Linked DNA regions of Mus musculus: region 1 is linked to region 2. Evidence: chromatin loops called from intact Hi-C (ENCODE). Cell type or tissue: heart. All regions are shown on one strand. Each heading gives the region's core, and the rest is flanking DNA. Links, peaks and the distances in the headings are about the cores only. Region 1 overlaps Rasgrf1 (RAS protein-specific guanine nucleotide-releasing factor 1). Region 2 overlaps Ctsh (cathepsin H).

Region 1 (15,645 bases), core at 8,232-10,731, 100 kb before region 2:
GCTAGCAGTCATGTTCCTGTTAGAGAGACATTCTGAGTGGTCAGGAGGGAAGCTCAAATAAACAATAGCATTGCCTGAGGCTGGGACCTAATCCAGAGGGATGCACTGACTCTCTTCAACTCAGAGGAAGCAGAGAGGTGAGAAAGCTGTAGAAGCTGGCAGACGTTTGTAGACAGAAGTCATTCCTCCAAGGTGCAATGCAAGGGACTGCTGGGGAAACTGGAGGAAGTTGTCCAGAAGCTGGATCAGAGATACTCCATGATGATGGCCGCACTGCACACCTGATTCTCCATGTGGACCAAAGAGCCTGACAGAAAAGACAGTTCTGTGGAAGACTGTCCCAGCTACAGAGAAACTGATGTCTGGTTTCCGAGCTTCAAAGACTAGGCTGTCTTGCTAAGGACCCAGACATAGAGGCTAAGCCAGTGATCGTTTAAAATTCTGAATTCTCAGAAGCCTGAGCCTTCCTCACCTGCACTCTGTGAAGGGAGCCTGGCACATCTATATATAGCATGGAAGTCCACTGCTGAGATCTAATGCTAAGGAAAAGCTCCTTCCAAAATAGTGCCAGTGACTGACAGTGCCCCTGGTCACTCCAGAGCTTAGATAGAGACATACAAAGCAAATGCTTATCTCCTGCCTGCTAACATGACATCTGGTCTACAGCTGGGGCACTCGAGGAAGACTATCAACTTTCAAATCTGATTATCTAAGTAATAGACTTTTTTTTTTTTTGAGACAGGGTTTCTCTGTGTAGCCCTGGCTGTCCTGGAACTCACTCTGTAGACCAGGCTGGCCTCGAACTCAGAAATCCGCCTGCCTCTGCCTCCCGAGTGCTGGGATTAAAGGCGTGCGACACCATGCCCGGCTCAGTAATAGACTTTTGTAAGGCTGCCACAGGTAAGGTTTTTTCTAAAGGATCTGGTCAGAGTTCATTCAAGAGCTTCTGGAGAACACACACCCATTGTAGATGTCTGAAAGAACATCTGTGATTCAGGGGAAAGACCGAGACATCAACGTTAACAGGAGTTTGGAAGAAAATGGTCTCTCTCACAGGTGACTTCCACAGATAGATTCACCTCAGGTGTGGGGAAAACAGCAAAGAGCCAGAATCAGAAGTGGAGTCTGAAGACGAGCTGGGAGGGCTGCAGTCTTGGGATATAAGCAAGAAACTAGTGCCTTTGGGTAGCTCTGGCCCGTGGAGACCCTGTGAACACTCTAATGTGCCAGGGTTTGGAGTGCTGCAGAAACTTACTTCCAGCAACAGCAGGGTCTGGGGTTCTAAGTTTGGAAGAAGTTTGCCTGGCCGTAAAATCCAGAACTGAGAACACCTGCCCTGAAAGAGAGGAGGCAGCGAATCTGGGAAACTTCACTGTTGCCTTATTTTAAGAAGTCACCAAAGCCACTCTAACCTTCAGCAGTCACCTCGTTAGTCACAGTGCTCAGTGTTGCTGCAAGACCCTCCACCAGCAGGACTGGCTTTCTGAGGATTCAGGAATCCATTAGCATCTTTCAGCAAGGAACTGTTACTCAGTTAGGGTGTGTGGATGTTTAGGTCATCATTCTCAGACTGGGAAGATGGCTAAGTGGGCAAGAGCTCTTGCTACATGAGACTGAGAATCTGAGTTCAAATCTTTAGCGTTCATGTAAAAAATTAACATCGCTACGCATGCCTTTAACACCAGTGCTGAGAAGCGGAATCGTAAGGATAGCTGGGGCTTGGTGGCTGCCAGCCCATTTCCAGGTTCAGTGAGAGATCTTGCCTCAAAGGAACAAGACAGAGGGTGATGGAGCAGGACACTTTCTATTCTCCTCTGGTCTCCACTCTCATGCAGATGGTCTTTGGTACCCACAAGTGTGCTTATACGAAATACACACCATACAGACACGCAGAGACATCATGATACTGCACGTTCAAGACTGCAGAAGAGTGGAAATGTAACTTTTAACAAACACTGAGTGTAAGGGGGGGAAAAATCTTGTGACTCGATTAATTAACCTGTTTGCTTTGCTGTATGGTCTATAGCCACCCCATGTAATGTCTTCAAGCTGTCTCTACCATCCTTTCTGTGATATCCCTGGCCCGTTGCTAGGCTGTTGCTACACTGGCTTGTTCGGTATTGGGCTCTAAAGAGCTTCCTTTCCTCACTGGTGGATGTCCTAGTGTCTGGTGCATGTCTTCTGGCTGCCTGGAGTGGCTTCCCTGCTCGGATGTGTTCTCTCTCACAGCAGTTTGTGCTCTGAGGGGGGTCTTGCTGTATCAGTACCACCTGAGCAGGGGGAAGAGGTGACGGAGCCATGATCAGCACAGGTGGGTAGAGCGGGGTCCACGGGCAAAGGCCCCTCAGGAAGTCTAAAAGGTTCTGTGCACAGCAGACGAGGAAGGGGAAGAAGGAAAAGGAGTGGGTAAGGCATGAGAGTAAAAAAATGAACGAAGGCATTAAAGGAACAGTGGGGATCTGGGCTCTGCTAGGCTCCTACTATATACCAGGTATCCAAGCAGCCTCAGCACTGCAAGAGGTTCTTCACCTCAGCTTATTTCACATAGAAGGATATGAATTTCAGAGATGTTAGGTGTCCTGGCTGGAGAATACACAGCTAGGAAAGAGCCTTAAGTCAGATGTGAGCATCATTCTAGATGGGTCCCAGGCCCCATCTCTTCCCACCGTCAGTGGCTGGTGTTCTGTATTCTCCACGTCTCTCTAATACCTTGAGGCAGATGAAGTAGGGGGAGACAGCAGAGAAGGCTTCTTCTGCACACAGCTGGCTGCTGGCCACAGCAGCTCTTCTCTGCCATCTTCATGGGCTCACACCCCTTGCACAGAGGGGCTTGTGTGATGCCACTCAGTCCTAGGTGTTTAGAGCCCCTATTAAGGGCCTCAATTTAGCATGGCACTAAAATGTTCAGCAGGGTCCACCCCAGGGAGGAAGGAAAGCCAGGCAGAAGCTCACCTGTGCTTTGTCTTTCAGCGAGACCATCATGTTCCTGCATCAGATCTTCTACCAAGGCCTGAAGGCCCGTATCTCCAGCTGGCCCACCCTGGTGCTGGGTGAGTAGCCATCCCCATGGCGTCCTACATATTCCTTTCCAGGGCAGGAGACAGCTCTGTCCCTCTAGATCATCAGTGAGTCTCTCTGTAGACCCCAGGGTCCCTGAGAGGAGAAGGACAACCGTCATGTGCTCCTGGAAAGAAATGAGACCCTTCTATTTGCTTGTCCACCTTCCCCTTCAACAGCAACATGCCCACCCAGAAACATGCCCACGGCGAACATCTCAAACTCCAGAAAAGTAGAAAACACTTAAAATATCACCTGTCGCTCTGTCCCTCAAAGACAGCCACCCCAGTCATGGCCATGTTCCTTCCACAATTCCCTATACACAGAGATCCTGAGAGTGTTCGAGTTTTCTTTTCCCATTTCACATGACTGAAAACAGAGGGAGTTAGAGTCTGGAGCTTGTTTGTACAGACATTTCATTCATTTGCTCACATCAGATTATTACATTATGCTGATACATTGCTGCTGCTGCTGCTGCTGCTGCTGCTGGTGTTTACAATAGGGTGTCTATTGTAGCCCTTGCTGATCTGGAACTTGCTATGAGACCAGGCTGACCCTGAACTGTTAGAGATCGGCCTGCCTCTGCCCGCCAACTGCTGTAATTAAAGCTGTACACCACCACACCTGGCAACATGTCACATCTTAGCTTAGCTTTGTAAATGGAGCATTTTGCCACGCCCAGTTTTCTCATGCTGAGTTTTTTGATGGCTGTATAATGAGCCAGTGTCCCTAAGGATACATACCATAAACCAGGCAACCAGCTCGCTCTTCTTAATGGTTCTAAGCCATTGCAAATCTTTAGGGACCATTTTTATGGGATAAGTTTCCAGAAGTTGGATTACTAGAACAAAGGCTCCGGCTTCATTTGCATTGCCTAGAAAGCTGTGCTGTTGGGTTCCAGGGCTGAGCCGCACCTGTGCCTTCCATTGAATGGCACCTGTGCCAGGTTCCCACTTTGGTAGGTAAAGGAACTGCAGTGTTCCCTTCACTACAGAGGGGAAGACCCTGAGGCTACAGAGTCATAGTGAGAACCAGGCCAGATGTAGCTCTCCAGCCCCCTTCACTCTTTAGAAATTTCTTGCGTCAAAAACCCTGCTCTATGGAGCTGGGGAGATAGCTCAGTCAGTAAAAAGTTTGTCTCAGGGGAATAATGAATGACCTGAGTGAAATCCCAGAAGCCACAAAAGATCTCAACCTGGGCCCAGTGGGATCATATTCACTGCTGCTCTCTCAGGGCACTCAGGATTGGTTCTCCTTCACCCATCAGGAGGTCAACAATGGTCTGTAACTGCAGTTCCGGCTGGCTCTGACGCCCCTTCTGGCCATTATGGATACTGCATGCACATATGTTTACACAAGCAAAGCATGCGTGAAAAATGAGGACATAATTGTTCCTAGGTATATACATGAAATAAAAACAAATAAACATTTTTTTAAATGTACACAATGGCATACACTTATATTCTCCCAGTCAGTGCTGGAGAGGCAGAGACCGGTAGATCCCTGGGGCTTTCTGGCCAGACTAGCCTAATCATCAAGGCCCAGGTGCCAGGGAAAGACCTTATCTCAGAAAGCAAGGCCATGGCTCCTGAAGAATGACCCCAAAGACTGAACTCTGACTTCCGCACACAAACATACAGAGGTATGTGGGCACCACATACATGCCCACACACATGAACACGCACACACACTGTCTCAGTTAAGGTTTTACTGCTGTGAAGAGACACCATGACCAAGGCAACATTATAAGGGTAGTATTTAACTGGGGCTGGCTTACAGGTTCAAAGGTTCAGTCCATTACCATCCAAGCAGGAGCATGGCAGCATCCAGGCAAGCAGAACTAAAAGTTCTACATCTTCATCTGAAGGCTGCTAGTGGAAGACTGACTTCCAGGCAGCTTGGGAGAGGGTCTTAAAGCCTATGCCTACTGTGACACATCTACTCCAACAAGGCCACACCTCCAAATAGTGCCATTCCCAGGGCCAAGCATATACAAACCATCACGTGTGTTTATATATGCGCATGTGCATACACACACACACAGAGCCAGCCTCTTACAAAGACACTTTGAGTGGAGGCAATTGCTGCCCACACTCCACATGGATCAGCCATGAGATAAGAAGGTCTGACCTACACCAAGGCTGTCTTCTGGAGATGGTTCCCAGAGCAGGGCCCCTGGGAACAACAGCCATAAGGGTATGGGACTCCTTACCATCTCTCTAAGCCTCTCCAGTCAGAGCTACCACAAGATAGCCCACACCTGTAAGCCTTAGTCCCGAACCCACTCCCCCAAGGTAGGATCTCTCTGTTGAGGTGGGATTTGAACCTCGCACACAGCCTCTCTGGGTGAGCCAATGGGCCCAAGGCCTGGGGCCACCTCGGCCTTTGATCTGTGGACCCCACCTTCCTTTGCAGCGGACCTGTTCGATATCCTGCTGCCCATGCTGAACATCTACCAGGAGTTCGTCCGCAACCACCAGTACAGCCTCCAGATCCTTGCTCACTGCAAGCAAAACCGGGACTTTGACAAGCTCCTCAAGCAGTACGAGGCCAAGCCAGACTGCGAGGAGCGCACACTGGAGACCTTCCTCACCTACCCAATGTTCCAGGTGACTGCTGGTGACCTACAAGGGAGTGGGCTGGGGCGGGGGCACTGAGGGCACAGCTGGCAGGACACAGTCCCTCCCCACAAAATCCTGGCAGGTGGAGAGCAAGCTGAGCCCCCATGCACCTGTCCCCTCCAGCAGTGGGGAAGGTGAAGGGGCAGTTCCTGGAGACAGTCATGCATGGGTCCCCATTGTCCTGGCTCTCCAGGCACATCAGAGATGTAGCCTGCTTTCCTCCTCAGTCTCTTGAGTTCAAAGATCCATTCTTGACTCTCTTGCTTTCTGTCCCTCTCCTTCATTCCTGTGCATCTCTTGTCGACCATCACCGTCTCTCCCTTCTTGCCCTGTCCCTCCTCGCTCCCTGTCCCTTTCTGTCTCTCCACCTGCTCCTCGTCTTCCTGGCCCCGTCCTACCATGTCCCTCGCCACTCACAGATCCCCAGGTACATCCTGACACTCCATGAGCTGCTGGCCCACACACCTCATGAGCATGTGGAGCGCAACAGCCTGGACTATGCCAAATCCAAACTAGAGGAACTGTCCAGGTGAGTGCCCAGCCACGGTGCAAAGGGTGGGCAGGGCAGGGCTGAGAATTGCCTCAGGAAAATCACAGCCTGCCTCCTTTCAAGGCTGGGTCCCCTGACTGGCCTGCGCAGGTTACAGCTTACACACAGGCCTAGATGAAGCAGCTGGGTGTGGTCGCTGGCACTGATAGGACCTGCAGAACCCTGCCGTTAAAGTAGACCCACGACCTAGGAGAGGAGCTTCCAGGAACTTTCAACACCTACTTCCCCTTTTGTTCAGTGTCAGCTTGTCCAATCCTGTAGTAGTAAGCCAGGTTTAGTGTTAGACACCTAAAAAATCCTAGTACTCAGAAGATGAATGCAGGAAGGTCAGAAGTTCAAAGCCAGCCTCTACTCTTAAGTCGGAAGACAGCCCAAGTAAGCTACTTAAAACCATATTTAAAAAAAAAAAAAAAGTTTTAAACAAAAACAAGGCAGGAATGTAGCTAGGTTGATGGAGTGCTTGCCCAACATGCACGAAGCTTTGTGATCAGTATCCAATACTACATAAAACCAGCTATGGTGGCCCCTGTTACACCCCAGCACTTACGAAATAGAGACAGGGGAATCCAAAGTTTACATTTCAAGGCTACCCTGGAATCTAATGGGCCTTATCTGAAAAAAAACAAGCAAAAACAAACAAACAAACAAAAAAAACATTGTGGTGGTAAGAGCCCCCCATGGACGGAATTCCCAAGTGACTAGCTGGAGTTGCCATAGCAACAGGAGGTGACAGGTGGAAAAGCTGTGACCATTAAGGACACTCTGGTCCTCCAGTCTAGAGTTCCTCACCTGGCCGTCTCTCTGTCCTGCAGTCCAGAGTGGGCCTTCCTCCACAAGAACAGAAGCAGTCAGGGGAGCCCTGTCACACACACCCCCACTAAGGTGCTGGGAGTGTGGGGGGGAGTGGCCTAGATTGGGAATGGAGCTCAGAGGAAGAGCCCTTCCCTCTGTCATCTGCCATCAATGTCTGTCCCTCCTGCCCTGGCTGTAAGCAGAGCTAGCAGGATTTCCCAATGGACTGGATGGGAGAACGAGAAAAGACTAATGATTCTAGACAGGATGCCTTTAGATACCCGAGTGGAGGAGACCAGAAAGGAGGGTTCTAGAGTCTGGAATCAAGAGGTGTCATCAGTTTGGTGACAACCACCATGCTATATTGCCACAGGAGTGACTTCAGTCAGGAAGACATCAGAGCCTAGGACTGAACCTCGATGGAGGTCACAACATGAGGTTGAGCCCTGTGGTCAGACATAGCCGATTAGGAATAAGGATGAGGGAGGCTCAACTTCCTGGAGCCAGCAAAGGATATCAGGCAGGGCTCAGCTCCAAGCTAAGCAGAGGAGCAGGCTGAGCCCGGCAGGAGACAAGCTGCCTAGCCTGATCCTTCTGAGAACCTGCAGAGTTACTGAGTCAGGAGGGAGGACCGGGGAAGCATATGGGGTGTGTGACTGCAGATCTGTAGAGCCTGTGGCAGGAAAAAGAAAGAACCCTCTGCAGGTCCAAATCCTACATGCTCCTCCCTCCCTCCCCAGAGGAAATGCCTAGGATGTCCTTTAAGGTTCCTCATTGCTGAGAGATAGATGCCTGAGGTGCAGATGGCCTGAGAGGCCAAGATATGCATCCTACTCTTCCTTCCACCCAGTACCTGCACCTTCTCCTAAGCCCAACCTTAATGGCACACTGGAGCGTTCTCTCACCCTCTCACCTCCCCCCACCCGCCTCCATAGGGTGCTAAGGGAAGTAACCTAGCAAGATAAGAAACCATCAGATAGCCAAGCCCTGGCTAGACTAGGAGTCACACCTCCCTCTCCAACCCAGTCACTAGCTGTCCTCAGAGCTGTACCTCCTCCCACACCTCCAGCTGCTCTCCGTAAGAACCAGATGTTTGTTTGTCTTGCCATTTTATCCTCAACCACCACTGTAGCACCACTGATAACACAGTGATAAGCATCACTTCTGGGGCCTGCGGTCCCTCAAAGAGCTTAGCAGCTATGTCTGCACATAGGTCCCTAGCACCAGTCTGCCTCAGAAGCCGAACTTACCCGGTAGGCTGCCCTTGTCATGTCTCCACCACTGTGGAGTTCCCCCTTTGGACCTTTCAGAGTCCAACATGCCCAAGCACAACTTCACCTTCACCGTGAGAAATGTTCTCTCTGCCACTGGCATTTCTCAAACGGAACCCCATCTTTAGGAACTGGGTGTCTCAGAAAAACATTTCTGTGGAGGAGAAGGAGAAACTGAGGCTGCTAGAGAGAAGGGAGCCAGTCTAGATGTCCCAGAGAGTTTAAATTAAAATGGGAGTGCTAAACCAGAAAAAAAGCAAGACAAACAAACAAACAAATAAACAGTAAACTGAAATGCTGAGCCCCACCTGCTCCCCAGCGTTCCACACGTGGACAACTGAGGGCCCTCTGGCTGAGGCTTGAGGTTTTGCTCATTTTATAGCCCACACAAAGCACCCTTAGATTAAACCACATGTGGTCACCAGCCCTCTTGGTGACACTGCCTGTAGTACTTCAGAAATAGGTAGAAAACCATGAGATGTGCTCTTCTTGAAGTAGGTAGGGATTTCCCAGTACTTCTTTTTTTTTTTTTTTTTTTTTGGTTTTTCGAGACAGGGTTTCTCTGCATAGCCCTGGCTGTCCTGGAACTCACTTTGTAGACCAGGCTGGCCTCGAACTCAGAAATCCACCTGCCTCTGCCTCCCGAGTGCTGGGATTAAAGGCGTGTGCCACCACACCCGGCTTCCCAGTACTTCTCTGCTTTCCTAAAAAGCCTGGGAACCCACCAGAACAAAATTGCCAGAGTCCCCCTTTTTTTTTCTCACGTGTTACTTTTTTCAACGTAATTAAATGGCACCATCTCCTGGACAGTACTAGAGTTGCAGAAGACAGAAAAAAAAAAAAAAAAAAAAAAAAAAAAAAAAAAAAAACGAACAGCTTGTTTTCCTCCCAGAAGACAAGTAGATAAAAAGCCAGTCTTTCTCTCTGAGCCAGCATAATTGGCAGGCACTCACAAATCTCATAATATTCCAGGGCCCATGCAACATTAAAATCACAGCTGTTTAAAGACATGGCAGAAAGATCTGGTACATAGCTCCGTGGTAGAGCATCATTCTCAAGACCTTGAGTTCGATTCCCAGCAAGGAGGGGACAGCCTGAGGAAAGAGTACAGGAGGGGATAGCCTGAGGAAAGAGTACAGGAGGGGACAGCCTGAGGAAAGAGTACAGGAGGGGACAGCCTGAGGAAAGAGTACAGGAGGGGACAGCCTGAGGAAAGAGTACGGGGGGAACTCTGCTTGTGGATGAAAATAGTGTATAGTAAGACGTGGGTTACAAGAAGAAATGGTATCCTGGGCTCACATCTCCCTCCTGGACTGGATCTGTTCTCTATCCTACAATGCTCAACACTGAAACGTGCCAATTTCCCTTTCATTTTTCCTAAAATAAACACCTGGCAACTTGTACTGCCAGGGGATTAAACCAGATGGAGCCTGGCCAGTGTCCAGCGTACAGTTGGCACTCAGTAGATACGAATACCCTTCCCTTTCTTAACCAGGGCCCCATGCCCTAGCTTCTCTTCTTAGGTCTGCCTAGAGAGAGAGCATCCCCCTCCTGAAAGTGGACCAGCATATCTCTTACTTCCTGTCTCCCCAGGATCATGCATGACGAAGTCAGTGAAACCGAGAACATCCGCAAAAACCTGGCCATTGAGCGTATGATCACGGAGGGCTGTGAGATCCTCCTGGACACCAGCCAGACCTTCGTGCGCCAAGGTAGGGTGGCTGCTCTGCACCCCCACTGAGGGGTCCCTGAGAGGAGGGTGGCACTCAGGGACATCATCAGTAGACTGACCTGCAACTGTGACTGTGGAATGTTCTAGACTGCTGGGATGCAAAAGTTTGACATGGAAGCAACACTTATGCACACACACACATGCAGATACCACTGGTCTTCTGTCATGCCAAATGTGAGTCTACTACCGAGGTTAGCCATGGACTTTTTGTTGTAAGCTCTGACCTGTCCTTCCATGGAGAAAGTAGGAGACAGAATGGGGACAGATAGCCACTGGCCCTGAGAATAGAATTTATCAGAGGTATTGGGAGGGATCCCTGCACTCAGGGGTTCTCATTGAAATGGGTCTTAACCACTTCTGGCTCCTGCTCACCCTGAGAATGGGTCTGGGTGGCTTGGCCCTGTTGAGCTCCTGATGGCTTAGAGACATCAAAGCTGTGATGCATTTGAAGGTCACCTTATGCGGCTGCCATGTTTTATGTTAGACTCAGCATTTGCTCCTTTGTCCCAGATGGATGTCTGCCCCCAAATCATCTTCCAGCATCTCCTCCATCCAGGTCTGGAGTTCGCTAGCTAGTAAATAGCTCTGTGAGAGGCTTATACTGATTGGTACATCAGAATCTGGGCCCCTGGGGAAGATCTGATAGACATTATGTTCCATGGATGGTGGCTGCATTTGACCCCAGGAGGGTCTACCTGGGACACAGGAAGCCCAGGGGCAGTTCCCAGTCTTCACGTCTCCCTGAGTTGCACAAGACATGATCTATACCAGAAGTATTCCCAAGAAGCCTCTTTCTACTTCTCTGAAGCCTTGGGGAAAAAGCCCCTCCTGGAGTGGACAGTCCCCTCAAAGACCTGGAAGCTGCCATATCACCCCGAAAAAGCACTTCCTCCTCTGTACTGGAGCAGGACCTGGAGCCCCTCTCAGCCCTTCCCACTGTTCAGCCTCACAGCCAACACTGACCCTTGCCCTCTGTACACCGAGTCCCCATGGGCTTCCAAGGCCCCCAGAGAATAGAACCAGTCTCACCTTGCAGAAGAAGACCTGTCACAAATGAACATCTCAGTTGCAGCAGACATAGAGAGGGGCGGGGACGTCAGGGGAGAGAGGCTTTCCTAGAGAGGCTGGGCAGTGTGGTCTGGAATGACATTGGTTATGGGACAGAGAGATGAAGACAGAGAGGAGAGAGGCTGGGAGGTGAGCCCAATGCAAACTGTGCCGAGGGTCCCTGAGGACAGTGAGGACAACAGGAGAGGAACCTAGAGAGCAGGTGTTACGTGGGACACCCAGAGTAGAGACAGAGAGCTACTCTATCCAACAGTGGCTTTCTACCGTATTACACCTAGGATCATCACATGCTCAGTCTGGGCTCTGAAGCTAAGTGCCGAAATCAATTGGTGATGTCTGCTGTGGCCACAGCTATGCAGTCCATCATGCTAAGACACCAGAACCTGCCTCCAGCCCCCATTTCTTCAGCCTCATTACTCAGGGCCATTTCCGGACCTCAGCCCGGCTCTCCATTTCTTTCAGGGGTCCCTTTGCTTGCCATGACCCTGGACCCTGGCTGGGAGGTTGTGAGACCCTGTACAGAGCTCTCATTTTCCCAGTCCCCTGGCTCTGAGGCTGAGCGGGAAAGAGCAACCAGGAGATTTGGACTACCTTGTTCCACAACCACGTGTGACTGTACCTCCACCTCCAAGGCTGGGCCATAGGGTAGTGCCATCTGTACCATCTGAGGCTAGGCTCAGACCCTCCTCACCACTATCCCCTGTTCTTACAGGTTCCCTCATGCAGATGTCCTTGTCTGAAAAGAGCAAGTCCTCTAGGGGCCGCCTGGGGTCTCTGTCCACTAAGAAAGAGGGTGAGCGCCAGTGTTTCCTATTCTCCAAGCATCTCATTATCTGCACCAGAGGCTCTGGTGGGAAACTGCACCTAACCAAGGTAAGGCTGTGGGAGAGGAGCCTGGACACACATAGATACACCCTAGGGAAGCTGAAGGTGGAAATGGGTAGAGCACCCCCTGATAACTTCCCCTGAAAAAATCATGGATCTGGAAAGGTGGTGTCAGGCCCCAGAGACTCCCACAGCTCATCAGGAGTTCTAACCAACCCTTCAAGGCACAAGTATGAGCATATGGTTATTCAGGTGTGTGTGTGTGTGTGTGTGTGTGTGTGTGTGTGTGTGTGTGTGTGTGTTTGATATGGATAGAGGTATTGGGGAGAGTAGAGGATTCCCTTCAGCCAAGGATTAGAGCAACACGGAATCTTTGTCATCTTTAGGCAAAGTTTCTCAGACAAAACCCTCCTAACTTTCCCAGACACCCACTTCTCTATCACAGGAAGCCCTCCTCGGGTCAGGTGACCCTAGGAAGCTGCTGAATTGTTGTTACCAGGTCTCCCCTCTTGGAGCACAAGATCAATGGCCTGGCTTGTCCCAGTAGGCAGACCCCAGGACCTTTGCTCCTGCTATGTATTCAACTACACAATCTTACCTCTTCTTCGACAGACCCTTCAAGACATTCTTTGAGCAAAGCATAAGACCCTTTGGCCACATCCTTTAAGACCTGCTCAAATGCAGCTCTGTGGTAAAGCCTGGGGTTCAAACTACTGCTCCCCAACATAGCTCATTAATGGTCTCATTGCTCTGAACCCTAGCTGGCCCCATCTCTGTCACCCATGTGATCTTGGAAATGTCCTTGTCTTGTGTACATTTCATCAGGCAAACAAAGTTCAGAGTCCCCACAGAAACAATGCATGAGATAGCTGACCGTGCCTATGGATTTGCTGTGCTGATTATGAGACCTTGTCGCTCTATGCTGCCATCTCTTCCCATACTATGTCCATCCTGGAGAAGCAGATGGGATTCCAAAAGTGAGCATGTTGCATCCTGAAAAAGGGCCAGAAGGTGCCCTTAATTTAGTGAGAGCATCAGGGAAACCTTTCTTCAGGGATGCCTGGTCTGTAACCTCCCATTGAGGTATTAGATCAAACACGGGCTTTGGAGACTACACCACTTATATTAACATGTCAGTAGATTAGCTGGTTGGCTGCACAAGGAGAAATTAATTTACAAATATTATACACTCAAATTCCAACCAAACTGCGTGTCAAGGGAGGCTTTCATTCATTGCTAGCTCCAGGTCGTACTCCAGATATCTCTGTCCAGGCTGGGAGGGTTGGGTCCCCCGTCCTTCAGCATTAGAGTAAGCACAGGCAGGCCGCAGCAGAGACTCAGAGGCCGATCCTTGATCTGAGACAGGAAGTTCCTGTTTTTATGTTGGTTACTTTTTTATTATTATTTGTTTTGGAGTTCTGAAAGGTTAGCCTGGGAGCTGGAGAGATGGCTCAGCAGTGAAGAGCACTGGCTGCTCTCCAGATGACACCTTTGGCTTACGGCAGTCACATTAGATAACTCATGGCTGCCCATAACTCCAGCTCCAAGGCATCTGACTTCCTCTTCTGGCCTCCCTGGGTACCCGTGCACATGCTACACACACACATGCACGCACATGTGCACAGACTCACTCACAAATACACACAAATTGGAATTTTAAAAATTTAAAGGGTAGCCTTCTAGCAAAGAACACATGATCAGAGCGCTGACCATGCTGTGTACCAGGCAAACCTCAAACAAATCATGTGACCTCACTAAGCCTGTTTCCTCATCTGCATAATGAATATAAAGATATTCCCCAGATAGAGTCGGAGAGATAGCACAGTGATTAAGAACACTGACTACCCTACTAGAGGTCCTGAGTTCAATTCCTAGCAACTACATGGTGGCTCACAACTATCTGTAATGGGATCCAGTGCCCTCTTCAGGTGTTCCTGAAGATAGCTACAGTGTACTCATATAAATAAAATAAATAAATCTTAAAAAAAAATATTTCCCAGGAATGCTAAGGGAGTATCAGGTGCCTGGTACAAAAAAATTCTCAGTAAGTTTAACAGTCACTATAAATTCTATGATAATGAACCTGTCATATAACAGACAATAAGGCCTCCAATATAATGATTACCATGGCTAGTCCCTATCCCAAGGTTTTATCATATTTAATTTCTAGAGCCCCTCTGAGGCAGACACTATCACTTTCCCAGTTCACAGATGAGATAAAGAAAGAAAAAGAAAAAGCCAATAAGAGAATGCCAGCTTGGCTGTTGCCAGGTAACTGTGGGGTGGAGTTTAGACAGAAAGCTAACAGGGGGCTTCCAGGATTGTCAAGCCCCATGAAATCATAGGGCAAGGTTATTGTTCAAAAGTCCTGGAAACTTCACAAGGCCATCAAAGAAGGAAGCAAGAAGCAGACCCCAGGGTTGCCTGGGAATCCCCTTGGATGCTGTCCTCACAAGCAGCAACCTATATATAACATGAGACTATAATGATCCAAGCAAGTGGTTAAAAATAAATTCTGAGTTTTCTAACAACAACAAAAAAAGGTGGGCAGCCTGCCCAGTATTTCATGTATAGATCAGTCACGTGGCTGGGTCTATGTTAACATCAGTTCTTAGAAAATAAACACTGTCCCGCAATTATGGGTCAGGAGGTCAGAAGAGGCTTAGAAGTAGTCTTGGCTCAGGGCTCTAGTTTGCAATAGCAACGTTTGCCAGGCCACAGTGCTCCAAAAGCTTACCCAACCAAGATGGTTCATTCACAGAACTGCTGACTGGAGGCCTCAACTCCTCACCTCTCCCCACAGTGTAACACCCACTTCCCCTGGGATAGGTGATCCAAGAGAGAGGAGAGAGCAGGCGTGACGCTGCAGTTCCCAGAGCCGCACTTCCCTGAGCTGCACACCTTAGCTGTCATTTGGCTCTTTTCATTCAATACTGGTCACAGCCCAGTCCACACCTAAGAGGAAAGGAATTATTCTTCCATCTTCTCTCTCTCTCTCTCTCTCTCTCTTTCTTTCTTTCTTTCTTTCTTTCTTTCTTTCTTTCTTTCTTCCTTCCTTCCTTCCTTCCTTCCTTCCTTCCTTTCTTTCTTTCTTTCTTTCTTTCTTTCTTCCTTTCTTTCAAAATTTATTTCATGTATGTGAGTACACTGTAGCTGTCTTCAGACACACCAGAAGAGGACATTAGATCCCATTACAGATGGTTGTGAGCCACCATGTGGTTGCTGGGAATTGAACTCAGCAGTCAATGCTCTTAACCACTGAGCCATCTCTCCAGCTCATTCTTCCACTTTCAAAAGGGGAGTGTCAAAGCCTGTGGGTAGGAAGACTGCCACCAGAGCCTCTCCTCACTACTGTGTCAAAGTGAGAGGCTCCACTAGAGCTTCTTCCTGATAGTAGTAAATGAGTTGTTGGCCTGGGGCTGGGAGGAGGCCCCTGAGGCTTTTTCTCAGGAGCCCACCAATAGCTGACCGGGTAACTTGAACAAAGACTTAACCTCTCTGACTTCATTTCTTAATCTATAAAATTGAGTTAGCAATACCTATAATGAATCCATAAACCTGACCTGTTTCACCATTGGTAATAGGAGGGATTGACCAAGAATGGAGGATTTCACGTTTTTATAGATTTGGGGCTATGAAGTAATTCTCAGACATGCTGATGGGGCAAGAGGAAGCCAACTCGGACAGATTCTGTCCACAGCTTGTCCTCAGCCTTCTTTAGGAGTAGTC
Region 2 (15,645 bases), core at 5,095-7,594:
CTGTAAGATCTCTGTTCCACCCATGAGGTTCCCTAGATTGTCTTCCTGGATGTGGAGCTGAAGCGAGAGCGTCACACTCATCTCTGCATCTTTCGTAGGATGGCCTCAGTGGTCAGTTGTGACTGAGAGAATGAACGGCTGAACTGTGTGTGAGGTTGTCAGGGAGACAAGTGAGAGATTTCCAGACGCTCAGAAAGGGAGGGCAAAGGCCAAAGCCACAAGGGAGCTAGTCTGGTTTGGGAGGAAGAACTATAAGCCAGATTAAAATCTAAATGAGGTGTATCTTAGTCATAGAACACTTGTTTAGCACGCATGAGATTTAACCTTAGGTTTGATCCACCACCACCACCACAACAACAAAGACACGGCATAGTGACATACATAAGTGTAGAACACTCGCCTAACGTGCTCCGTCCCCATCAATCTGTTTAGTTTTACTTTTTGTTTTGAGACAGTCTGTTATATAGCTCTGGGTGTTCTAAAACCCAATATGTAGACCAGAATGGTCTTGAACTCAGAGGCCCACTTGCTTCTGCCTCCCAGGTGCTAAGGACTAAAGGTGTGTGCCATCATGCCCTGTTTTAAAAGGTTTCTAAAAGATAAAATTCATCCAAGCCAGGCATGGTAGTTCAAGCCTGTAATCCCAGCACTTGAGAGATGAAGGCAGGAAGATTGTCCAAGATCATCCTCAGCTTCAGGGCCACAAGTATGGCCCTCAGCTTGAGGTAACAAGTTTGAGCCCAGCCTGGACCACTTATGACCCTATCTCAAAAAATAACAAAATTCAATCCAAAGGGTGCTTGCTGACACCCTGCATAAGAAGGTGGAGTCTGCATTATTGCTCAATGTCAGGGGTTGTTGTCCCTCAAGGTTACCTGCACAGCTCTGGAACTCCAGCCCCTACCTTCAGACAACAGGCCATAAACATGGAGGGGAGGTGGGAGATGCCCTGCATGTCTGTCAGCCCTTCTGTCTGTCCACAGAATGACGAGGCTGCAATGGTTGAGGCTGTGGCTCTATACAACCCTGTGAGCTTCGCCTTTGAGGTGACTGAAGATTTTTTGATGTATAAAAGTGGCGTCTACTCCAGGTAAGCTGAGGGGGCAGGGGGGGGAGGGGAATCAGAGGGAGACTGGAGAAGACTGGATGGACCTCCTCAAACCCCGCGCACGGTCTCTGCCTCAACCTAGACTCCTAATTAGATACTTGTGAGACTTAGCGTACCTCTCTTTGTCTCCTTCAGCTCTGAGTGTCAGGGACCAAGTCTCTAACCCAGCAAAGAAAAGAGAGGTAGTGAAGGATGCCACAGGCCCAGCCACGATGGCTAAGTCATGACTAAGGCCAAAATCCATGCCCAGAGCTCTATGGTCATCTACAGAAGTGCTACATCCAGCCAAATATTTGAAGATGGGGTTGGAGATGTACCTCACTTGGTGAGGGCTTGCCTAGCAGGCAGCACAGCCTGGGGTGGGTCCCTAGCAACACATAAATGGGGTGTGATGGTCCATACCTAAAATCCAAGCACTGAGGAGGAGGAAGCAGGAGAATCAGACTCTCAGGTCATCCTTCGCTACGTGTAGAGCTAAGGCTAGTCTTGTCAGCATGAGACCCTGTCTCACACACACACAAAAAAAGGATCAAAAATGGGAAAGGAAAAATAGCTGTTTTCAGACATCAGAATTCTATGCTAGAGAGTTCACTATCTGGTTCTTCAGGAAGACCGTAGAGAGAGAGAGAGACCTTATCACCCAGAGCCTCATGGTTAGTAGACAGTCGCTCTATTGATGAGCTGCACCGTGTCCCCTCCCCCCGTGGCATGTCTAGTATGGGATTTCTACAGTCCCTAGGCTGCCCATTGGGCTACAGGAACACATTCAGCAAAGAGTCTATCTAGTTACTCCCCCTGCTCTCCAGGCTCCTCCATCTTCTCTGTTTTCCAGCTACCCCTAGAATGTCCATGTTCTTCTGGGCTTTGCCCTCAGCCCTCTATACAACCATAAATCCACTGCCAGCTATTTGATAGGAACATCCATGGCCCACCAAGTCCCTTCCAAGTATTATACCTATGCTTAGATCTGAGTGTTATTAGACCCTGCCAATTCGGCCATGGAGACCTCCAACCCTGCATTTGCCTGACCCAGGGCTCCTTGAAGGCATCTATGTCTGTTAGCAGACCCACATCCCTGATGCTGTGCGAGAGGCCAGAGCCACAACAGGCTGCTCACTCTCCTCTCCTCTCTATTCCATACCATCCCATCTTTAGATGCTTCCTCACTGGCTTGTTCCTAACATCTGTCTCTCCTACAATAGACATCCAGGCCTCTCCTCCATTTGGACCCAGAATCCTTCTGAAGTGCTTTTCTGTCTATGAAAATTTCTGTGTAAGAGGATATATATATATATATATATATATATATATATATATATATATATAAATGTGTATATGTATATATATGTATATATATATATTCATGTCTGTCCAAGTATGCATGTATATACATGTGAAGGCCAGAAGTCAACATAACTATGTTGGTGCACATGCACTTGTGTGTGTATGTAGTGTATGTATGTGGAGGTCAGAAGTCAATCTAACGTGTTTTCCCTGATGACTTTCTTAGTTTTTGAGACAGGGTCTCTCACTAGCCCTGGTTAATGCTCAATAGTTTAGCTGGTCTGGCAGGTAAATGTGCTCCAGGAATTTGTCTGTCACCACGTCCCCAGCACTGGGATTCCAAAAGTAAGCTGGCTGTTACACATGTTCCCATGTATGCTGGGAATCTGAACTCAGATGCTCAAGACTCGTGTGGAAAACACCTTTCCTCCCTGAGCCATCTCCCTAGCCCTATGATGCTTTGGGTATAAATAGCCAAGGCCTCCCTCCCCATTACCCAGGGTTCTTGGTGATTTTGCTCCCCTCTTCCTCTGCACACATCTGTCAACAAACCTCCCTTCTTGTCTCTCCTACAAAGCTCATTCTGCCCCTATTCCCTCATGTGAGCCATGAGGAAGGGCTTATAGTTTCATATATAACCCCTGCTCCTCAAGGAATCTTCACTTCCCACCCTACTGGTTTAGGTCCCACTCCTTGGGGCCCCTATCCCCTACTTAACTGGCACATCCCGCAGTCCATTACAGAGCAGCTTCCTCTGCCAACTGCCCCCTACCAAACAAAGCTTTCTAAGAGCAGAGAGGGTCCTACTGTCCGTCGTTCAGCACCTTGCCCTGAATGTGACACATTCTGATGACAGTTCAAAGTCCACTTAATTTCTGTATGCCCTTGGGAATTGATTTCTTCCTTTCCTTTCCTTTCCTTTTTCCTTTCCTTTCCTTTCCTTTCCTTTCCTTTCCTTTCCTTTCCTTTCCTTTCCTTTCCTTTCCTTTCCTTTCCTTTCCTTCCCTTCCCTTCCCTTCCCTTCCCTTCCCTTCCCTTCCCTTCCCTTTCCTTTCCTTTCCTTTCCTTTTTCTTTTCTTTTTTGAGACAGGGTTTCTCTCTGTAGCCCAGGCTGGTCTCAAACTCACAGAGTTTGCCTGCCTGCCTCTGTCTCCAGAGTACTAGGGTTAAAGACTTATGCCCCCACACCCTTTCTTTCCATGCCCATTGAATCAACATGTGGCCACTGCAGTTTGTCTTCTCGAAGTCCCAGAGTTTTTCAGAGGCTAAAGGGCAAGCCTACATATTTGCCCTAAGTACAAGGTCATTTTTCGAAGGAACGCAGAAGCAGCAGAGCAGTGGCTGGACTCCAGTCCAGTACTGCAGCCTATAGAAGTGCAGCAGGGACTCCTCCCCTTGCCGGGAATCAGAAGTGTTCACATGGAGTGGGATCGTGTGGAGACTACTGAAGCAGAAGGGCTGAGAACTGATGAGACTTGTTGACTCCATCATGGCTGAGCCGTAGCTAATTGAGACCCAACACACCAGCCTGCCTCCAGTGGGAATCATTTCTACAGCACTAAAGAGCCCTTGTTTGTGACAGTCCTTGCCTTTATCCGCCCTATACTCCAAGCCTTTATAAATTTCATTTTCTTTTCCAGTAAATCCTGTCATAAAACTCCAGATAAAGTAAACCATGCAGTCCTGGCGGTTGGCTATGGAGAACAGAATGGATTACTCTACTGGATTGTGAAAAACTCTTGGGGCTCCCAGTGGGGGGAGAATGGGTAAGCCCTTGTTGCTGATGTCTGAGGCGTCCGGTGGTAGGAGGCATCACTACTTCAAAGTTAAAGAGTCTTCGGGAGTTGGACAGCAAGCTCTACCAGGCCAGGGAAAGGAGAACATGAGAATGGAACCTTCACATGCCAAGGTCCTGTTAGCAAGACCCTCCCCATCATAGGATCCCAGGTCCCAACAAGTCTGCAAAGGACAGGACACTAATCAGCTAATGAGGTCTGTAACTGAAGGTTACAGGCAGACCTCAACGTCTTGCTGGGACAAAACCAACCTCTGGAAGGGTCTGAGAAATGAAATCAGTGAATTCGTTACAGTGAGTGACAGCCCCCACCCCCACCCCCTTTGAATCAGGATGAAGAGACAGACACACACACACAACTGAGAAGGAGAGTTTTTGTTTTTAGGAAGCCATACTGGCTGTTAGATAGCTATATGAGGACCCAGACAGCAGCAAGAAGGGAACCTCCATCAATTCCGGGGAGAAGTAGGCTATGCAAGGAGAAAAAGGAAGAATTTAGTTACAAAGTGCGGCCAGTCATTTCCTGCTGATAAAATAGCTGTTCTGTGAAGAAATACAGAGGGCCTAATCTCTCAAGTTTTGGTTTGCACCAGAACATTCTAGAAAGTTCTGAGGCGAAGATGCTACTAATCAGTCCTCAATCCCTTCTCTCTGCCCAGGTACTTCCTCATTGAACGTGGGAAGAACATGTGTGGCCTGGCTGCTTGTGCCTCCTATCCCATTCCTCAGGTATAAGCCACGGCTGCACGGGCAACTGATTGGCAGACCAAGGGAGGAACTGGTCCTTCGATGAGAATGCCACCCTGGAGAAAATTGTGTGGAAATCCACCCAGAGGCCCTCTCACTCCTGAGTCTAGACGCCTAAAGACAGGAAGGACAAACTTGAATAGCGACAAGCCCACCCACGTGACATCATCACCAGAAATACGCTTGGATTGTGGTTTTTTAATGACCCAAACCCACGTGGACCTAGAATCGTCTCTCTTTCCAGCTCTCTTCATGTACTGGGAGCTGTAATGGTTACCTTTTCTATGTTGTGTATTCAATAAACACACAGTAAATACCTCCCTGGGCGTAGGTCTCTAACTGACATTCAATTCCATCTCTCTGGACAGAGAAAGCATCGCTTGCTTGCTTGGAGTATGGTTCGGGTGCTGATGCCTGCCAGATGGAGATCCCAGGAGGGAGAGCAGGTTTAGAGATTCTGCTGTTTCCAAACCCGGGGAGGAAGAATGGAGCAAATAGGCCAGGATGTGGCACAACCAGGGTAGAGCCAAGATCTCATCTATCTCTGTGACTGCTGTTGCTGTCACTGGCTCCCAGTAGGGGTGCCCCACCACTTCCTCAGCAGGCCCTCCTTTGGGTAGCCCTTATGCCCCTGTCCTCTACACCGCATGCCCTCTTCTAGAGGCTATTCTGCAGGCCTCTCAGCTCCAGGGGCTTGTCTACAGCCGGCTGTAGCCCTTGGGCCTCCTGAGAGCTAGAAACTTAATTGGAAAAAAAATGTTCATGACAAAATTTGACAAATGTAATTGTAGTTTAATCTATTAGAAAGTTCTAGTTACATAAGACACTACAACTAAGTCAACCCACATACACACACACACACTCATCATCATCATCACCATCTAGGCAAGGCCGTTCATATGAATCATAAATTCAAGGCCTGCCTGGGTCACTTAGTAAGACCCTGTCTCAAAAACTCAAAAGGACTTGTGGGGTTTGTGAAGTGGCTCAGTGGGTAAGAACATCTGCTGTGAACATAGGATGACGAGAGTTTAAGTCTTTAGCACCCACATAAAACCTGGGAGTGGCCACGTGTGCTTCAAACCCAGTGTTGGGGATAGAAACCGGCAGATTCGTAAACAGCACGCTCATACGCAAGGAGAGATGACTGTCTCAAAAAATAAGATGGCGGGCTGGACCGGCAGCTCCGCTGGCTTCTCTTCCAGAGGAGCAGAACCCCCACAGGTGGGTCAGAACCCTCTGTAACTCTTCCAGCATCCACCTCCATTGCAGGTCCAAACCATCTGTAACTCCAGGTCCTGTGGATCTGCTGCCCTCTTCTGGCCTCCAAGGGCATTGCATGCATATGGTACACAGGTACTCAGGCAAAACAAACACAGACAAAAATAATTTTCAAAAATTATATATGTACATATATAATAAACAATATAGAAGGTACTTAATGTACCCTGGTGGCCTCAGCACACAAGTGTACTCAAGACACGTATGCACATACATGATACATATACATATGCACACACAAGACTATGTAAGTCAATATACTTGTCAAGTACTTGCCAAGACTGTGTGAGGCTCTAAGTTCAATTTCTAGTGCCAACACACACACACACACACACACACACACACACACACACACACATACTGAAAAGACCTAAACATGATTAAAAAAAATTTTGTCATAGTTAAAAAATAACATGAAATAAAAGTATAACTCTAGGTGTATTAAAGACTCCCAAGTCAATGGAGAGTGGTATGAGAAGAAACCCACTGAAGACAGGAAATAGCAGCAAGGTCCAAGGACACCACAACTGCTCAAAATGAACCTGCAATCTAGCTACCATGCTTGTCTATCATTCATGAGGCCGTGGGTTCAAACCCCAGCTCCATGGAAAAGCAAAACAAACGAAAATGGAAAAGAACTCAGAAAATGGCTAATTTAAAAATTTTTAAAAATTTAAACAAAATCAGAAAAAAACCTATATAACAACAAAATGGTATCTAGGAATAACTACCCAAAGTGTTATATGAAGAAAATAATTAAATTATAAAAAACTTTGCAGGTGTGGTGACATACACCTTTAGTCCCAACACTTTCACTGTGAGTTTAGGGCCAGCCTGGTTTACATAGCAAGTTCCAGGCAAGACAAGGTTACAGGGTCAGCTCCATCTCAAAAAACCAACAACAAGAAAATTATGAAACACCCCAAAAAAGCACAGAGCACAGTAAGTATATTCTCAAGTGATAAGATTAATGTAAATTGACTTTTGCTAGAAGTAGAAATATAAGTGTAGTATATTTCCAACTAAAATCTCGAAACAAAAAAAAAAAAATATTCAGTTTACCTGGGGAAGGAGTAAAGAGTTTTTAAATTTTACTGGGTTTTAGTCAATTTTAAAATATTTAGTTTGGGGTCTGAAGAGATAGATCAACAGTAAAGAGCACTGAATGCTCTTCTAGAGGACGCAGATTCAATTCCCAGCACCCACATGGCAGCTCATAACTTAGCTGTAACTCCTAAATCTAATATCTTTACACAAACATACACGCAGGCAAAAAAATATCAATACACATAATTTTTTTTAAAGTTAAAAAAATATATTTATTTTGGATGTGCATGCATGAGGTCAGAGGAGAGCTTGTGGATATCTTGCCTTCCACAATGAAGGGTCTATGTCTCCCACTCGGGTCACTAGGCTTGGCTGCAGCAAGTGCCCTGACCTCCTGAGCCATCTCATCAGCTGCAAGATAAAATCCACTTTATAAACAAGTATCAAGAAGAGATTATTTTTGTATTAAAGACATATAAAATGTCACCCATTAAGGTAGTACATAAATTAAGGATAATTAACTTCAAAGAATCTTTAAAAATGGGAAATGAAGACATACATCAGTAATAGAAGACAGATTTTTTTTTTCTTTTTGAGATGGAGTTTCACTGTGTAGCTAGCCCTGGATGGCCTAAAACTCCCTGCATAGGCCAGGCTGCCTCTGCCTCCTGAGTGCTTGGATTAAAGGTGTACACTACTGGCCTATGTTTTTTACCATTCAATAAAAGGTGTCATAAAATTCACAATTAAACTACTTTAATTTGAACTCTCACTACTATGTTCTTTTAAACTACTATGTTCCATTTAAATTACCATGTTCTTTCAAAACACCATTTTAAATTTACAAAATAATTGCAAAACTAGAGCCCCTCTATACTCTAGTTATTACTAAGATCTGGCTGTGATATGGCACCTTTGTCACAAGTAGTGTACCAGTTGAGTCCTTCCAATTTTTTTGATAAATAAATGCAACTTAAAAAAAAAAAAAGGTAACATTTGGGTGAGGCTATAGCTCAGTCAATGACACAGTACAAGTGTAGTATGTAAAAGTCTCAAACATTGTGCACTGATCATACAGAGAGAGAGAGAGAGAGAGAGAGAGAGAGAGAGAGAGAGAGAGAGAGAGAGAGAGAGAGAAAACAAAACCCTTGGCTAACATGTAAATGGTGAGATACAGACACAAGACAGGAATTGGCTCTCACCAGCTCTGTACAGCAGATTATACACTGTGGTGGTTTGAGTAAGGTTGGCCCAGGGAATGGCAGTATTAGGAGGTGTTGCTTTCTTGGAGTAGGTGTGGCCTTGTTGGAGGAAGTGTGTCACTGTGGCGATGGGCTTTGAGACCTTTCTGGAGCTTTCTGGAAGTTAGTCTTCTCTTAACTGCCTTCGGTACAAGAGGTAAAGCTCTCAGCTCCTCCAGTGCCATGCCTGCCTAGATGCTGCCATGCTTCCTACCATAATGATAAAGGACTGAACCTCTGAACCTGTCAGTCAGTCTCAATTAAATGCTTTATAAGAGTTCCCGGGGTCATGGTGTCTCTTCACAGCAATGAAATCCTAACTAAGACATATATAGCCTGGGCAATCAGATAGGAGGATGGTAGAACGGGTGGGTATTCACATTCAAAGAAGCAAAACCATTCTATCCATAAATGGCACCCTATATAAAGCAAACCGTAAGGACACATACTCTTTTAAGAGCTGAAAAATGAAAGATCATCCTGAAGGCTTTTGTAATAAAGTGAAAATTCCAACAGGATTTGCAAAACCTTGGTGGTCTAGCATCTGAAATATGTGAAAAACTCCTATACCCCAGCAAGATCCCCCTTTTATTTTATATTTGCATCTTTACATGTAATTAAGCTTTTAATTATATTTTTATTTAGGAAGGGGCGAGGGGACACACACATGTTCACGAAGCATGTATACAGGGCAGAGGACCACCCTCAGGAGTCTGTCTTCTTCCTCCACCTCATCGCTCTTGGGAATTGAACTCAGTCTTGTGGGCTAGCACCTTTACCCACTGAACTATCTCACTGGCCCTTCCTCCTTTAATTTTGTATTGCAATTGTTTATTTTGTATGTGTGCACGTGTATGTGTGTAGACATGCAGGTACCACAATGAATATATTGAAGTTAGAGGACAAGTTGTGAGAATTGGTTCTCTCCTACTTTCATGTGGACCCTGGGGATTGAACTCAGATCATCGGGTTTGGCGACAAGCACCTTTACCCACTGAGCAACCTTGTCATCCCCCAAAATGCCTCATTTGAGGTGATAGATGATGGAACTCAAGGTAGAATACTTGATTAGCACAGTAAGATATCTATCCCCCCCCCATCCTTACCATGGCGTTAAAACAAAACAAAACAAAACAAAACAAAACAAAAAAACCACTTTTGCAAACAGTGGTTAATAGCTATATTCCAGGAGATGTGAGAATGGACAAAACCCCTTTCATAGACCTGTCTTCTCATTGCTACAGTGCAGTGCCTAGACTCTTACAGACTATAGCAATCAGAATAGTGATTATAAAACCAGGCAGTGTGCTTGCTGCTATATGTGATGAAATCATTACGTCATTTTTTTCAGAAAACTGGGATGCAGTGATGATCTAGCCGTTAAGATCACAGGCAGCTCTTGCAGAGGACATGGGCTCAATTCCTGGTAGGCACGTGATGGCTCAGAAACATCTAGAACTCCAGTTTTAAGGGATCCCACACCCTCCTCAGTCTTCCATGGGCACCAGGTGCCTACACAGTACACATACATACATGCTAGCAAAACATATACAAGACAAAAATTTGGTTGTTTTTATGGAGGCCATAGGTACCAGGGGGGAAGTTTGCTAAATGAAAACTGCCTTCTAAATATCTGTATTTAGGGGTCTGGAGAGATGGCTTAGCAGATAAGAGCTGTTCTTCCAGAGGGCCCAGGCTCACTTTCCAGGACTTACATGACAGATCTTAACTCTCTATAACTCCAGTTCCAGAGCGTCGTCACACAGACACACAAAGGCAAAACACCAATGCACATAAAAACAAATTTAAAAAATTAACAAAAAATATTTATGTTCATGCCCATAAAGAGAAGCTTTTTTGCAGAGGACAACAGTAACTGCAGGCTCCTAGGTGGTCACAGTGTTGAAATGAACTGTTGAGGCTCTGCCTTAAATGGGTTAGCTATTTTCACCCTGAATCACGTGTGACATGCCAAAGCCCTCGCATGGCAGAAAGCTAAGACCGCACCCACATCACACCTGTCACAGGAACTATCCAGGAAGCCTGTCTGCTGGGTCCCACATGGCCTTGGTGGGGAAATAATGACACAGTTCCTACCCTTGGGACAAGGCCAGCTGATGTGGACCTCCAGAGTGTTAATGGCTGCCATGAGCATAAGGTTGGTTTGTATAATAACCTACATATTTTCATATTCCTCAGAGGAATCCATCCTGAAATCACCATCTCTATCACATCTGGGCCTAAACTGTGTCCCAGGCTGACCTTGAACTCAGGTATATGTCTGCCGTTGTGTCTTTCTGGTAAGCTGGCTCATAGTGTAGCTGTATCTGTTCCTTTCGATTAGTGAAGCTCCTTATTTATTTTTTTGCATAGTTGATAAATTATATATTTTGAGCTTTTTTTTTAGATTTCTTTTCCACAGCCTTTTTGTTTTGTTTTGGTTTGGTTTGGTTTTTTTTTTTTTTTTTAGATTTATTTATTTATTATATGTCAGTACACTGTAGCTGTCCTCAGACACACCAGAAGAGGGCATCAGATCTCATTACGGGTGGTTGTGAGCCACCATGTGGTTGCTGGGATTTGAACTTCGGACCTTCGGAAGAGCAGTCGGGTGCTCTTACCCACTGAGCCATCTCACCAGCCCTGGTTTGGTTTTTTGAGTCAGGGTTTCTCTGTGTAGCCCTGGCTGTCCTGGAACTCACTCTGTAGACCAGGCTGGCTTCGAACTCAGAAATCCCGCCTGCCTCTGCCTCCCAAGTGCTGGGACTGATGGTGTGCGCCACCATGCCCAGCTCTTTTCCACAGCCTTAAGGGCAGTCCCGAGGGTTCATTTTGCTGAGACATTAGCCACACTTCCACCATCAGGTGACTTATGCTTATCATAGTTATTAACGTTAACAGAGGACATTCCAGAAAGACACAACGGCAGACAGATACCTGAGTTCAAGGTCAGCCTGGGACACAGTTTAGGCCCAGATGTGATAGAGATGGTGATTTCAGGATGTATCCCTCTTCACCATAGTTTACCATCTGTGCTTAAATTCTAAATTCTTTTACAATGTTAAAAGAAAATGTGTGCTTGGGGTCTCCTAAGATTTAAAGGGGTAGGGGTTCTGGATGCTGCTTCCCAGGGGAATCAAAAGGAAACCTGGAATAAATAACTGAATTGACATAAATTTTTAAAAACTTGGGTTTTGCCAGGCAGTGGTGGTGCATGCCTTTAATCCCAGCACTTGGGAGGCAGAGGCAGGCAGATTTCTGAGTTCGAGGCCAGCCTGGTCTACAGAGTGAGTTCTGGGGACAGTCAGGGCTACACAGAGAAACCCTGTCTCAAAAAAAAAAAAAAAAAAAAAAAAGAACAAAACAAAACAAAACAAAAACAAAAACTTGGGTTTTGGTCTGCATGAGGTGAGCTAGCAGAAAGCAATAGTATTTTCTTAGAACTTTTTCTCTGAAGAAAGCTATCTGAAGATCTCTGGAAAAATAAAAACAGCTCAAGAACTTTTTCTAACAGGAATCCTGATTTGGTGGGAAGATTCAAGAAATTTTTTATAGCAGCTCTTCTGACTTTGGTCAGAAAACCCATGAGCTATCCAGATAGCTTTTAAAATTTTTACTAGCAGAGATTGCTATCTCAAACCAGTTTTTTAAATAGAAAAAAAAAAAAAAAAAAAAAAAAAAAAAGCTGTCTGAGCAATCTAGAAAGCCATCTCAGAACCTAGGCCATCAGCTTGGACCCACAATTTGACTTTGACTCATTTGTTTTGCTATTACCAAACACCCCTCCCTCCGGAACCTGACCTAGCCAAGGCTGGTCCTTGGCACCTGTCCTGACTCAAGCTATGTTGTCCAGGCTGGGTTTAATCATGCAGTATGTCTCCTGTCTCAGCCTCCCTAGAGCTGGGTTTACAGATTTGCTCCACATGACCCAGTGTAAAATGCTGGACTATGGTGGTGGCACATAACTTTAATTCTAGCACTTGGAGGCATAAGCATAAAAATCTCTCAAGGCCAGCCTAGTCTACAGAGTGAGTTCCAGGACAGTCAGGGCCAACACAGAAACCTCTTTTTTTTTTTTTTTTTTTTTTTTTTTTTTTTTTTTTGAGACAGGGTTTCTCTGTGTAGCCCTGGCTGTCCTGGAACTCACTCTGTAGACCAGGCTGGCCTCCAACTCAGAAATCCGCCTGCCTCTGCCTCCCGATTAAAGGCGTGCACCACCATGCCCGACCCTACTGTTCATTTGTTTTGTTTTGTTTTGTTTTTAAAGATTTATTTATTATATGTAAGTATAATGTAGCTGTCTTCGGACACTCCAGAAGAGGGAGTCAGATCTCCTTAAAGATGGTTGTGAGCCACCATGTGGTTGCTGGGATTTGAACTCCGGACCTTCGGAAGAGCAGTCGGGTGCTCTTACCCACTGAGCCATCTCACCAGCCCCCGAAAACTCACTTCTAAAACCAAAAAGAAAATGATGTTGCTTTTAGCTATAGAGTTGTGCTGGGTAGTGGTGATATGTGGCTTTAATGAATCAAGAGACAGAGGCAGGCAGATCCAGGATAGTCAGGGCTACACAGAGAAACCCTGACTCAAAGGGGAAAAAACAAAAACTACCCAGTTGTAAGCTTGTGAAGCAAACCAGAATACCAGAAAATACACTTCACAAAGCTTTCCCAAAGAATCAAAATAAACTAGGAACGTGCACACTTATAATCTCCACACCTGGGAAGACAAGAGACAGGAGGGGCCCAAGTACCAGATAAGCCTAGGCTATATATTTAATTCTAGATCAGCCTGGGATAAGAGGAGTGAGGGGTAGGGGTGGGGGAAAAGAGGATAGGGGGAGGGACAGCAAATCTAACCACCACTGTCTTAATTATCAAATGGTCTTTTCATGAGTCTGCCTCAGCAAAGCTATGTCTGAAATTGCTAAGTGGGCAGCATCACTGACAAGAGGTGTCTCACGTGATGTACTAGGAGTCCACTGAAGGAGAGAGCGAGCAGAGGCCTTCCTTTTGCCTAGGCTCAGAAAATGAGGTCTTGGGCCAAGAGCTGATAGAGGCAGCAAGTCGGAAGGCTTTTCAACTCTTCAAGGTTCCCTCTAATGACTCAACTGCAGAAGAAATCACCAAGTTATGAGGGTGTGTGTGTGTGTGTGTGTGTGTGTGTGTGAGAGAGAGAGAGAGAGAGAGAGAATGAGAGGGGTCAGGAATCAGTTTGTTTCTCTGGGGGGGAGGGGGTTCAAGACAGGGTTTCTCTGTGTAGCCCTGGCTGTCCTGGAACTCACTCTGTAGACAAGGCTGGCCTCGAACTCAGAAATCCGCCTGCCTCTGCCTCCCGAGTGCTGGGATTAAAGGCGTGCGCCACCACACCCGGCATCAGTTCTTTTCTTACACCAAATGTGCCCAGAAGGCTGCACCCTCGTTGCACGTGGGACAAGTGCTTTTCCTCACCTGCTCGACCATCTTGCCTGGTCACAAAGTACAGGATAAAAGCCCAGGCCTAGTATCTATGTAATAAACCCAGTCACTGCCCTCCTAACACTCTTCCACACATTATCACCAGCAACAGTCAACAAACACTTCAGGCTGAAATCAGACTACCCAGCTCTCGCTTTGGACACCTGTAACCCCAGAACTCCGGAGGCAGAAAGATCTATGTAGCCTGAACTACAGACCAGGAAATCCTCCGGAATGAATGGAGGGGAGGAGGGAGAAATCAAAAGGAAACACATTGCTATAGTTCAGATTTCTAGAACTGGTCACAAGGGCCAGGCTGTCATGTCTTTTTCCCCCCCAGAACTATTTTATGTATATGTATACACTGTAGCTGTCTTTAGAAACATCAGAAGAGGGCATCGGATCCCATTCCAGTTGAATGACTCACCATGTGGTTGCTGGGAATTAACTCAGGACCTCCAGAAGAGCAGTTAGCGCTCTTAACTGCTGAGCCATCTCTCCAGCTGTCATTTCTTGACTCAACCCATTTGCTATCAGCCAGCACCCCAACTATTGTGGTGCTCATTTTGTCTTTTCTTTAGTGACCTCAAATACCATTCCTAGCACTAGCACCATGTACATTATACCCTCGGTATCAGGAAAAACCACGGCCTTGGTGTAATGGCTGAAGCTTTAATTCCAACACTCAGGAGGCTGAGGCAGGACAATCAGTTTAAGGTCAACCTCTTCTACGCATGGTTAGATGGCAGTGACATGAAACCCTTTTGCAGGAAAAAAAATCATTTCTGGGTATAAAGAGATGACTCAAGATTAACAGCACCGGCAGCTCTCTTCCAGGATTGGGCTTTGACTCCTAGCACCACAGCGCAGCTCACAATTGTCTGTAGTCTCAGCCCAGGATGTCCTCTTCTGGCCTCCATAGGCACCAGGAGCACAAGTGATACAGACATACTTGCAAGCAAGACACCCACACACACAATTCTTTTAATCATTCTTGAAGGATCTGACTAGTCATCGATGCTGTCTTTTAGTTTTTACTTCAACCATTTGCCTCACAAGAAACCCCAGGCAAACTCAGAGCGGTTCAGCTGAGCATGCAGGTCTTAAGAAATGATCATTCTGATTTGCATTTCCCTGATGATTAAGGATGTTGAACATTTTTTCAGGTGCTTCTCTGCCATTCGGTATTCCTCAGGTGAGAATTCTTTGTTCAGTTCTGAGCCCCATTTTTAAATGGGGTTATTTGATTTTCTGAAGTCCACCTTCTTGAGTTCTTTATATATGTTGGATATTAGTCCCCTATCTGATTTAGGATAGGTAAAGATCCTTTCCCAATCTGTTGGTGGTCTTTTTGTCTTATTGACGGTGTCTTTTGCCTTGCAGAAACTTTGGAGTTTCATTAGGTCCCATTTGTCAATTCTCGATCTTACAGTACAAGCCATTGCTGTTCTGTTCAGGAATTTTTCCCCTGTGCCCATATCTTCTAGGCTTTTTCCCACTTTCTCCTCTATAAGTTTCAGTGTCTCTGGTTTTATGTGGAGTTCCTTAATCCACTTAGATTTGACCTTAGTACAAGGAGATAAGTATGGATCGATTCGCATTCTTCTACATGATAACAACCAGTTGTGCCAGCACCAATTGTTGAAAATGCTGTCTTTCTTCCACTGGATGGTTTTAGCTCCCTTG

The links. Hi-C counts contacts between places; a loop is a spot of excess contacts. Peaks named below come from ENCODE experiments on the same cell type or tissue, not always from the same donor. Only the 100,000 strongest peaks of a DNase experiment are listed, where the experiment ranks them.
Region 1: a loop joins it to region 2, with 3 times the contacts of the local background. A loop is called at or near these places in 21 of 42 quality-filtered maps.

Annotation. Positions count from the first base shown.
Region 1 is chr9:89,964,881-89,980,525 of GRCm38, forward strand. It overlaps Rasgrf1 (RAS protein-specific guanine nucleotide-releasing factor 1), which reads left to right. Exons shown (of 27, transcript NM_011245.2): 6 at 2,971-3,050; 7 at 5,473-5,666; 8 at 6,098-6,207; 9 at 9,885-10,003; 10 at 11,804-11,964. Among named protein-coding and RNA genes, the nearest start is that of Rasgrf1, 63 kb to the left of the region's middle. In heart, for the core only: a CTCF peak has its summit at 9,091 (motif pointing left); DNase peaks (open chromatin) are centred at 9,291 and 9,871.
Region 2 is chr9:90,070,836-90,086,480 of GRCm38, forward strand. It overlaps Ctsh (cathepsin H), which reads left to right. Exons shown (of 12, transcript NM_007801.3): 10 at 984-1,090; 11 at 4,033-4,158; 12 at 4,847-5,260. The coding sequence ends at 4,922. Among named protein-coding and RNA genes, the nearest start is that of Ctsh, 24 kb to the left of the region's middle. In heart, for the core only: a CTCF peak has its summit at 6,258 (motif pointing left); a DNase peak (open chromatin) is centred at 6,206.